2 separate regions of the Homo sapiens genome follow, and region 2 is linked to region 1. A link is a contact called in ENCODE Hi-C or POLR2A ChIA-PET data. All regions are on one chromosome and are shown on one strand. The core of a region is the stretch at or near the end of the contact, and the rest is flanking DNA. Distances in the headings are between cores, read along the strand shown. Region 1 has its middle 47 kb from the start of ETS2. Region 2 overlaps ETS2-AS1 (ETS2 antisense RNA 1).

Evidence for each region. A loop is a pair of places that touch in the nucleus more often than their neighbours do. ChIA-PET counts read pairs that join two places held with the same protein, here RNA polymerase II (POLR2A). Pooled maps may share reads with other maps.
Region 2: a map of psoas muscle shows a loop between it and region 1 (10-fold over the local background). The contact joins two enhancer-like sites. A Hi-C loop is called at or near these places in 12 of 168 maps with a recorded cell type or tissue (CD8-positive, alpha-beta T cell, Right ventricle myocardium inferior, gastrocnemius medialis and 5 more) and 5 of 50 pooled maps. POLR2A ChIA-PET finds 5 or more read pairs at or near these places in 2 of 52 experiments (MCF 10A and OCI-LY7).

What each region holds. Positions count from the first base shown.
Region 1 is chr21:38,850,606-38,855,879 of GRCh38, reverse strand. No RefSeq gene overlaps it. Among named protein-coding and RNA genes, the nearest start is that of ETS2, 47 kb to the right of the region's middle. Within about 2 kb of position 2,244, at least 5 of the 41 ENCODE cell types and tissues checked have a DNase peak (open chromatin) inside an H3K27ac peak, as active enhancers do; they include gastrocnemius medialis, where a contact is called at or near this core.
Region 2 is chr21:38,894,424-38,899,808 of GRCh38, reverse strand. The region is part of intron 3 of ETS2-AS1 (ETS2 antisense RNA 1); the gene reads left to right. It also overlaps the pseudogene RPSAP64. Among named protein-coding and RNA genes, the nearest start is that of ETS2-AS1, 41 kb to the left of the region's middle. Within about 2 kb of position 2,213, at least 4 of the 41 ENCODE cell types and tissues checked have a DNase peak (open chromatin) inside an H3K27ac peak, as active enhancers do; they include gastrocnemius medialis, where a contact is called at or near this core.

The DNA of each region.
Region 1 (5,274 bases), core at 995-3,494:
GTTCAGTTCTAGCAGTTTTGACAAATGCATAATGTCAGGCACGCACGATTACAGTAAAGCATAGAAGAGTTCCACTGCCCTAAAATTCCTCCTGGCTCCACTTGCTCACGCCGCCCTTCTTGCCCCTTTGCCCTGATACTTTTTCTGTAGTCCACATTGTCTGATATAAATACAGATATTCCAGCATTAACATGGTATATCTATCTCTATCTCTTTACTTGTATTCTAATTGTGTCTTTATAGTTAAAGTGAGTTTCTTGTAGACAACATACAGTTAGGTCTGGTTTTTTTAATCCACCCAGCTAGCGTCTGTCTTGTAATTCACATATTTAGAACATTGACATATAAACTAATTATTAATATATTTGATATAATATCAACCATATTTATTACTGTTTCTATGTGTTTCCCTTGTTCTGTTTCTTTTTCCTCTTACACTTTTTTCTCCTTTTCTGATTTTCCTTGAGAATTTTATATGATTCCATTTTATTTCCTCTTTCATTATATATCAGTTATACTTCTTTACAATTTTTTTAGTAGTTGCCTGTGATTTTGCAATATACACTTAAAACTGATCCAAGTCCATTTTCAAATAACACAATACCACTTCATGTGTAGTGAGAATATGTTATCACAGAGTATTCACAATTCTTTTCCTCATCTCTTATAACATTTTTGTCATTCATTTCACTAATTTATAAACTATAATCACCCAATACATGTTTACTATTATTATCTTGAAGAAAATGATAAACTGTTAGATTAGCATAAAATATGAAAAAGAAATTATTCATTTTAGCCTTCGTTTCTTTCTTCTTGAATGCTCTTCATTCCTTTTAGTAGACCTGAGTTTTTCACCTATGTCATTTTCCCTTCTTTTTCAAGGAAGTCCTACTGGCAGCAAACCCCTTCCGTTTTTCTTTCTCTGCAAAAGTATTTGCCATTCACTTTTGAAGGATAATTTCACTGGATACAGAATTCTATCTATAGCTAGTGGTGTTTTCTTTCTTTCAGCCCTTTAAATATTTCACTCCACACTCTCTTTTTACTTGCATGGTTTTCGAGGAGAAGTCTGATGTAGTCTTATGCTTGATCCTCCATACGTAAGGTAGGTTTTTTTTCCACCTCTGAATTCTTTCATTATTTTCTCTGCATCTTTGATTTTCTGCAATTTGAATATATACTATATACCTAGGTATACGTTTTAAAATATCCATCCTGCTTGGTGTTCTCTTTAGTTTCCTGAATCTGTGGTTTGGTGTCTCATTAATTTTGGAAAATTCTCAGTCATTATTACTTCAAATATTTTTTCTGTTCTTTTCTCCCTTTCTTCTTTTTTGGTATTCCCATTACATATATGTTACACCTTTTGTAATTGTCCTGCCATTTTTAAACATGGTGCTCCATTTTTTTTTCAGTCTTTCTTCCCTTTGTCTTTCAGTTTGAGAAGTTTCTATTCATATATCTTCAAGCTCACTGACATATAGCTTATATTGTGTTCCAGTTACTACAAAAGAGCACTGCGGATGTGCTGGGCAGAAATGGGGGAGGCGAATCATTCTATATAGAGTCCAATGATTAGGTTTCAGGTTTTTAGTGAGCCTGTGTCCCTGGGCTGTGACCTTCACCTGGGAGTCTCAGTTATTATCCCATCTTATATTAGGTAATACAGGAAAGCTAGCTGAGATGGGACTGGGATGTTTCCTTTTCCCTGGGTGTTAGGATGAAGGAAGCTGAAGTACAGCATTTCCCTCCACAAAGATGAGGTGGTGCTTCTCCACCTGTCCACTAAGATAATGGAGGTGGTGGAGCCTGGTAGACCACAAGTAGGGTGGTGGCACAGATGTGATGTCCCCTGCCCAAGATGGAATCAGAGAGCCAGCCTGGGATCCCACCTCCATCACTTCCCAGCTTTGTGATCCTGAGCAAATTAGTTATTGTCACTGCAGTGTCATTTCCTCATCTTAAAAGAAGGTAATAACAGTCATCCCATAGCACACTTATGAGAGTTAAATCAAATGATGCAAGGGAAATGCCTGCAACACTGCCTGGCAGATAACAGAGTCTCAACAGATGGTAGAGGTCATTCTGAAGAGAATGCCATTTGACCTAACTGGGGTGACGAAGGCAGTTAAGAGTAGGCGAGAGGAGTGGTAGGGCTTGGGGAAAGCAGGTCAGGCAGCTGGTGGGATTTGCAGAGCTGAGGAGAGCCTTCCAGGTGCATTTAGTTGCTGACGGAGTCTGGCCCAAGCCCAGGCCACAGGCACAGTCCCAGGAGACATGCTCATGAGCTGTCATCTCAGTCCAGCCGCTGACTCACCCCACAGGCGGGCACCCAGGGAGCAGGTGCTGCAGCTGTTGCGTCATTAGACCTCTGAGGCTGTAAGAGCTGACCATCTTCTGGCTGATGGAGTAACTTGCCCACAGGTGGGGATGGGAGGGATGAAGGCCCAGCCTCTCTTGTGTGTCTGGGATGAGAGGGACAGTATCCTCACCTTGGTCTAGACTTTGTCGTTCAAAAGGTAAGCTGGGGAGCAGCAGGCTCAACATCACCTGGGCGCGTGTTACAGATGCAAACCTCTGGTCTAGTCCCAAACTTGCTGAGTCTTAATCTGCATTTGGCAAGCTCTCAAAGTGATTCCTTTGTATGTAAAAGTCTAAGAAGCACTGGCTAGCATCTTTCTGGTTCACATGCACGTTAAAGCTTGAGAAGTGTTGGCCTAGGGATCTTCGTGGATTCCAAATAGAAGTCAGAATACCAATAACCAGTATTAATTTCTGATTGTAATATCAGCAGCTGAAGGATCAAGGTGTTTGGAACCCAGGAATCACAATCAGACTTTTTCAGGCCGCAAATGGATTGATAAAACAATGGAGGTCTCTCTGATAAGGTAACATTTCAGCTGAGCATGGAAGTAAGTGAAGACATGATCATAGGAGTATCTGGGGATCGAGCAGCAAGTGCAAAGGCCCTGGGGCTGGAACACACTCAGTGTGTGTGAGAAATGGCAAGGGGTTCAGTGTGCCTGATGCAGATTAAGCAAAGAGGCCAGGAGTAGGAGGTGATATGGAAAGATTGTGTTGACTCTGCAGTTCATGGTAAGGCCTTAGGATATTGTCATGAGTGAAATGGGAAGCTGTCGGAAGGTTTAGAATGAAGGGGTCATATTATCTGACTTTTGTTTTAACAGGAATCTCTCCAGCTGAGTCTAATTTCTGAGAGTAGACTGAAGAGGACACAGCAGGGCAGTCTAGTCAGAGGTGCCTGCAGGAATCCCAGACGAATGGTAGGGAAGGTAGTGAAGGAGGTGAAGAGATGAGCTTTGAGCCTGGTCCTGTTTAGAGCAGAGCTGGCAGGACTTGCTAGGGATGGGTGCATGCTGTGGGAGAAAGAGAAGCTCCTGGGTTGGCTCTGTGCACCTCTGTGACTCAGCTTTCCTGGAAGGTGCTTTGCGTTTTTCCTTCAGTATCTGACAGGCATGGGCAGAAGAGTCTTTGTTTTTTGGGGGGCTTTTTTGTTTGTTTGTTTGTTTGTTTGTTTGGTGATGGAATTTCACTCTTGTCACCCAGGCTGGAGCACAGTGGCCTGATCTCGGCTCACTGCAACCTCTGCCTCCCGGGTTCAAGTGATTTTCATGCCTCAGGCTCCCAAGTAGCTGGGATTAAAGGCGCCCAACACCACTCCCAGCTAATTTTTGTATTTTTTAGTAGAGACGGGGTTTCACCATGTTGGCCAGGCTGGTCTTGAACTCCTGACCTCAGGTGGTCCACTCACCTCGGACTCCCAAAGTGCTGGGATTACAGGCGTGAACAACCATGCCCAGCCCAGGCAGAAGAGGCTTAAACATGGCCGGTGGTACATGTACTTTCATTACTTTTCTGCCCACCCCCCCTAAAATGTCAGTAAAAGCATGAAAACAGGGAACCTTACAGGATGAGGAGCCCAGGACTGGGGATTAAATAAGATGAATGACAATGTGAGTTATGTCTGAAGAGGAAAGCAGACACAGCCATGGGTGGGAGGTGACTTAGCAGAGGGAAGGAAGCTGGCTACCGAGTGTCTGCAGTCAGAGGTGCAGGCAGAAGACCTTGAGGATCCACCCGAGAGGCTCCGGAATCAGACTCCAGGCCCTCTGAAAGGTTGGGATGAGATGGGGTTGGCAAGAGGTGGGTTATTGAATGCTGTCCAAGGGTTGTTAGATCTGCTGCTCAGGCAGACACTAGCTCCTTGATCCCACGAGAGACTCGAGGGTGATCCTCTGGGAAATCGAGGCAGCTGGCACTCCAGTGCAGGGTGAGGTGGGGATATGAATTGTGCACACTGAATGGTGGACTTCTGGCCCCTTCCCCATCCCTGCTCCAGGGCAGCCATAGCCAAACCTATAACCAGCAAGCAGGAAAACAGATGACCTCTGAGGACAACATCACCCAGAGGACAGGCTCCAGATGCTAACAATGTGGGCTCCTCTGAACATGTACTTCGCCTCTCACTGCACAGGCAAATCCTGCCCCAGCACACCAGTTTCTGATAAATATTTTAGTGTCTCACTCTTAACTATGAATAGATAGCCAAGGATCACCAGACAGGAAGCCCTCTAACACAGACAAACAGAAACTAAAGACAAGACAGAAAGGATCTCAGAGAAAACAGGCAATTCAGGGAGCAGAGGGAAACTTTCTGGACAAACCCACAATTAAAACCTTCTAGGACTTAAGAGGAGCTGTATACTTGTGATTCAAGATCAGGCTCCTAGCAGGAACATTCATAGCTCCAGGATTAGGGGCAGGAAAGAGGACAGAGCTGAAACAAAATTCTACAGGAGGATTAGAAGATAACAATGAGAATTTTTGCCAAAAAAAAAATACCGCAAAAGGCCGAAGAACCAACAATAGGAGAGGAGAGATGAAAAGACAAGAGAAGAAAGTTGAACTCCTGACAAACAGGAATTCCAAAAGAGAGAAAAGGAAAAAAATATATAGAGAATAAGTTATTTTTTAAAATGCAAGAAAATTCCCTAGAGCTAAGTGGCATAAATCTCCTGATAGATGCTCAGGCCAAGGCAAATCATCATGGAATATCACTGCAGCAGAGATAAAGAGAAGGCCTTAGAAGCTTCTAGAGGAACACAGAGGCCACTTAGCAAATATCAGCAATCAGGAGGCCCTTAGAATTCTCAACAGCAACACAGGGAGCTAGAAGACAAGGGCCTTCAAAATTCTGGAAGGGCAACAAATTTCTAATGTGGAATTCTTGGCTTATGAAACTACTGATCA
Region 2 (5,385 bases), core at 964-3,463, 44 kb before region 1:
AATCATAGAACCAATTTAAACTCCACCCCTTTTGGATGGGGCCAGACTCATACAAGGAGTGGTGACTATATGAGTTAATGTGGTTTTACTACTCAGGAGGAGAGATTTAGCTGTCATTTTAGACCTCATTTAAAATATTATAACTTCCTTCTCATGTTTCTAATATTCTATCTTGTACAGTAGTTACATTTTTGGATTTAAAATCCTCCCTTTTGAGCCTTTGTAAGCTAGTGTAGAGATTCATGATGTGCGATGAGTTACAATTTTTATGAGGCCCAACTTTGAGTCTCAGGCACTACAGGAATGGGCCCCAGAGGTGGGTTCCTGTTTTCACCTGGCATCTGGCGTCACTGTGGCTTCATCATCCCATACTCACCCTGACCTCCTCCCTTTCATGCGAAAGTGAACATTTTATTGTGAAGTCCTGTTCTATGGTGATATTAACAAATTTGAGGAATTTTGTAGTCCTTGCAATGCAAACTCACAACTGTCAAATGTCTACTGTTTCTATTTTTACCTTTTCTGAGTATTAAAAAATGAAGTATAATTTAAGTACAACAAAATGCACAGATCTTACATGCTTAGTTTGATAAGTTTGGACAATTGTACACCTGTGTAACCATCATCCCAATCAAGATTCAGAACACATCCACCACCCCAGAACTTCCTCTTCTCTCCCTTTCCAGTGAATTGTTGATCCACCCCCACAATCTTGGAGGCAGCCACTTTTTGACTTCTATCACCATAGCTTTAACCTCATAGAACAGTTTTGCCTGTTCTAGAGTTTCAAACAAATGAATTCTTCCAACATGTATTCTTTGTGTGTGTGACTTCTGTCTCTCAAAGTGGAGTTTTTGAGATGTGCCCATGTTGTTGCACCTATTAGTAACTTGTTCTATTTAATTGCTCAATAGTATTCTACTGTATGACTATACCACAGTTTGTTTACCCATCCTCCTGTTGATGGACATTTGTCATTTTGGGGAAGAAGGCTATTGTAAATAAAGCAGCTATAAACATTCTTGCATACGCTTTCTGTAGACATAGGTTTTCATTTCTTTGGGGTAAGTATTCATACCTAGAAATGGAATTGCTGGGCAATAGGGTAGCTTTAAGAGAATTGCCAAACAGTTTTTTAACATGATTGTACCATTACTCTCCCCTAGTAATATAAGATAGTTCCGGTTTCTCTACATCTTGGCCAACATTTGGCATTGTCAATCATTTTTATTTGAGCGACTCTAGTGGGTGTGAAATGGCATCTTGATGTAGTTTTAATTTCCGTTTCTCTGATGACTAATGGTGCTGAGCGACCTGTCATGTGCTTCCTGACCATTCCTACATGTTCTTCTGTTAAGTGTCTGTTCTTTTGCCCATGTTTAAAATCAGGTTATTTGGTTGCTCACGTTAATTGGTAAGAGTTCTATTATTTATTTTTGTACTTGTCCTTTTCCCTGGTTACCTTCTAAGTTCCTTGAGATATTTTATCAATTCTCTCTACAGCGTCCAGCACAGTGCTTTGTAAATAGCAGGTGCTTAATAAACACTTATTGGATTATCAGCATAAAGTAGTAACCCTGCCTGTACAGTGGAACAACTTGTTGATTTTATTAACAGAATTCAGTAAAGTTTGGGCATTCAATTTTTGGATTGGCAGCGTCTCTTACTTTTCACTTTTTGAATTGGACATTACTCTTTTCCAGTATGTGACCTTTTGCCAACATTCAGGCTGCTCATTTCTAAATGCTTTAAGCCAATCTGGCATACAGTACTTGATTGTGGAAACTGTCATAAACTTTATAGTTAATTTTTATAAGACTTACTTAGGAAGATCTGAAGTTTTCATGATAGGTGATCTCTTCGAGAAGTTGAAATATTTATAGTCTTGAAAATAGAATGTTCTGTACCATCACCTTCTGTTTTCCTCCTCTTCTGAAATTTATGAGACATTTCTTAACCAAGAACCAGAGCCCAAGGGGCAGACAGAAGAAATATAAATAGTTTTATTTGAAGATAAAGATGGTGAGCATCGACAAAAAGAATATCTGAGGCTTTTTAAACCTTGTCTCCTTTCCAATTTTGTCAGCCAGAAGCATTATAAATGGGTGCTCCACTTTGAAAGAACACCTGCAATGATGTCATCTTTATGTTCTTAAATTAGTTCTAGACAGACTGGCCAGCTTGGGTAAGCCAGAGCAACGTTTCCATTCTCATCCATTTGAACTTTGCCTCAGACCTATGGCTCCTGTGTGCTAACCCCATGTTTTAGAAAAGCTCTCATCCCCAGGGTGATTCAGAAATCTTGAAAATCATATGTAGCCAGTGAATTTATTGGTTAATTTTTTTATCTCAAGTCAACTCAACAAATTAAAATTCTTTCCTGATCTGATCTCAAAAGTAATACTTGCTTGTTGTAGATAATATAGCATGAATGCATACAGAAAATAAGGTTGATCTAAAAATTGATCTCACAAAAATAATTACTATTAAAATCTCATAGGTTTACTTGCCATTATTTTTGTTTTTATTTTCTAACATTATATCTAACCTGTAGTCTATAAAAAAAGAATCATAGTGAATATATTCATGGATACTGGGCTTTGTTTGTTTTTTTATTTTATTTTATTTTTTTCTCCAGAGTGATTTTCACTTACTGTTACAGATTTTTACCGGCTGTGTAGCATTTCATTTTGTTCTGTTTGTTGATTATGTTTGTATTGTATCTCAATAGTTTTTTTTTCTTCATGTTCTGAATAAGAATGAAATCTTTTTCACCAATGAGAGTATATTTTTGTTTGCTTCATGTTGGTGTATGGAAAAGCAATGGACTGTTGTACGTTTATTATTATTTTTTAATCTGGTCCCTTTACTTTGTTTTTTTTTTCAATTCAAAGTGCTTAGAGTTGAATCCCTTGGGTGTTTAGGTTATCCAGCCATGTTGTTAGTTTATAATGAACTTTTAATCACCTCCTTTCTCTTAGTTATGGTTCATAGTTCTACTTCCAGTCTTATTACATGACTCTGATCTTCTTGAGCAAGGTGAAATAGTAGACACACCTGCCTTGTTTCTGGTTTTAACAGGAATACTTTTAATGTTTCATATGCTGGCCACTTGTTTACGTTTACATAATTATGATGTGAAAGAAGTATCCTTGAGTTCTCATTTTCCCTAAGGATTTTTAACAATGTGAGAATGTGTTTTAGGTGTTATTTAATGCCCTTTAAATCCTAATAAATGTGGGGACCGCTGACATAAAGTATTATAACGTTGAATTTTCTAAAATTGAATGCTTTTGCATTCCCAAGATAAGATATGCTTTCCTTGATCATGATAGAAAATTCCTTTAGGATACTATTTATTTTGCCGCTACTTTATTTAGGATTTAAAAATTACTCCTAAGTGAGACTAGCTCATGATTTTCTTTTCTTTATTGCATTATCTTTGTTAGGTACAGAAATCAAGATTAATTTAGCTTCATGAAATCGATTGTGTAGCTTTCCATCTTTTTCTATTTTCTAGAAGAGTTGATACAACCTGATTCCTCAAATTTGTGAAAGAAACTTTTGACATATGTTAATTGTATTTTAAATTTCTTTTGTGGCTAGTAATATATTCACATTTAAATTTTTCTCTTATGTCAATTTTGGTAACATGCCCAGAAAAGTGTGCTTAATTTTAAGATTTTAAATTATATTTTGCAAGGTAGAATATCATAATCTCCTATCACTTTTGTTCTCAGCTCAGTTTAATTTTAAAAACTTTTTATTATATAAAATTAGAGAAGATAGTACAATTAACTATTGTCCCATCTTCTAGCTTCAACATTAGTCAGTTCATGAAAACTTCATTCTACTTATATCCCCATTCATTTTGTCATTCACTGCCACCCCCTCTCCCATTATTTTGAACAAATTCCACCATCATAATTTCATCTTTAAATATTTCATCATGTAGCTCTAAAATATATGGACCTAAAAATAGTGAAAATATCACTACCTACCTAAAACGTTGGCAATAATTTCTTGATGTCATCAAATATTCATTCAATGTTCATGTTTCTCCAATGATCTTTTGCTTTTATACAGTTTGAGTACATACATTATAATCAGTTGATATGTTGCCTCCATTTCTGTTATTATACCTTTCTCCTTCCAACTCTTTTTTCCCTTGACATTTCTTATTTCTGATTTCTTATTTGCCCATTTTTCCTGCTTATGTTTATCGGAAGCTTATCATTTTGCCTTTCTCTTTTGTTATTTGTTCATTTTTTCTGTTTTCTTAATTATATTTGCTTAGGGTTTATTATATTTTTTAAAGAGCCAAATATTGCACTACATCAAATTTGACACTATACTCCCAGCCTCCTCTAAAACATATTTATCTTATTGCAATTGTTTTCTTAGAATCCTTTCTTATCTCACCAATCATGTTTATCTTCTCATCTGGTTGTCTTGGCTCGTCTTACTTTTTAAAAAACTGATGTTAATTTTCCATTCACCTTTTTTCTGTTTTCTGTGTAAGAGCCTGTGGAAAAACAGTTAAGACCCCTCAGTGGCTGGGCAGTGGGAGCTGCAGATCAGCCTTCAGTGGGAGACTGAGCCCCTTAGACTTCAGTAGGGATCAGCTGAATGGGCCCAGAGGCCACCTACACCTATAGCCCAGTCTGCAGCCTCAGCTTGGAGAGCAGTCAACTCAGGAACTGGAGCAGTCCATTCTCCCTGAAATTCCTCCCTGGCCACAACCTTTTCCGCAGCAGCTGCTCTTCCCTTTCTGTCTCTTCAGGATCTCTGTGGAACTGGAGATCAGACATGGCCTTCCATGGGTGTCACAGGGGTGCCACCATGCACAGAACTTCCTGGGCCAGCATCGCCTACATCAGACCTGTGGAGTGAGCTCGTCTCCATTTTTCACATGTTTTAATCCCTCCTCAAAGCTCTCAGACATTTAAACTACTATCAATCCCCATTCACTGAGCCAGACTCTTGTGGTGTTAGTGCAAAATGTGCTCCTTGTGGAGCACACAACCTGCCATCTTTCTGTCTTTAATGCTCATCTTCTTTCCCCTTCCTTTGCAGCCTGTTCTTTGGTTTTGGTTTCTGATTTTGTTTCATGGAGTTGCTGTCTTTGTGTATTCTATTAGTGATGGCACACTGTTTCGAAAATAATTTACTTCTGGTATCTCTAGTAAATCATTTTGAGTTTCCAAAATAATTTATTTCTGGTTTGTGCAGTAAATCATCTTCAAAAGTCTCTCCATCCCCTTCTGAGTTGTTGGGGTTGTTTTTCTTTCAGTTTTTAAAAAATATTTTATTCCCAATGGCACATATTGATGTTTTCCTTTTAGATTTACTCTTAGAAGAAACATTTATCTAGCCTTGATGATG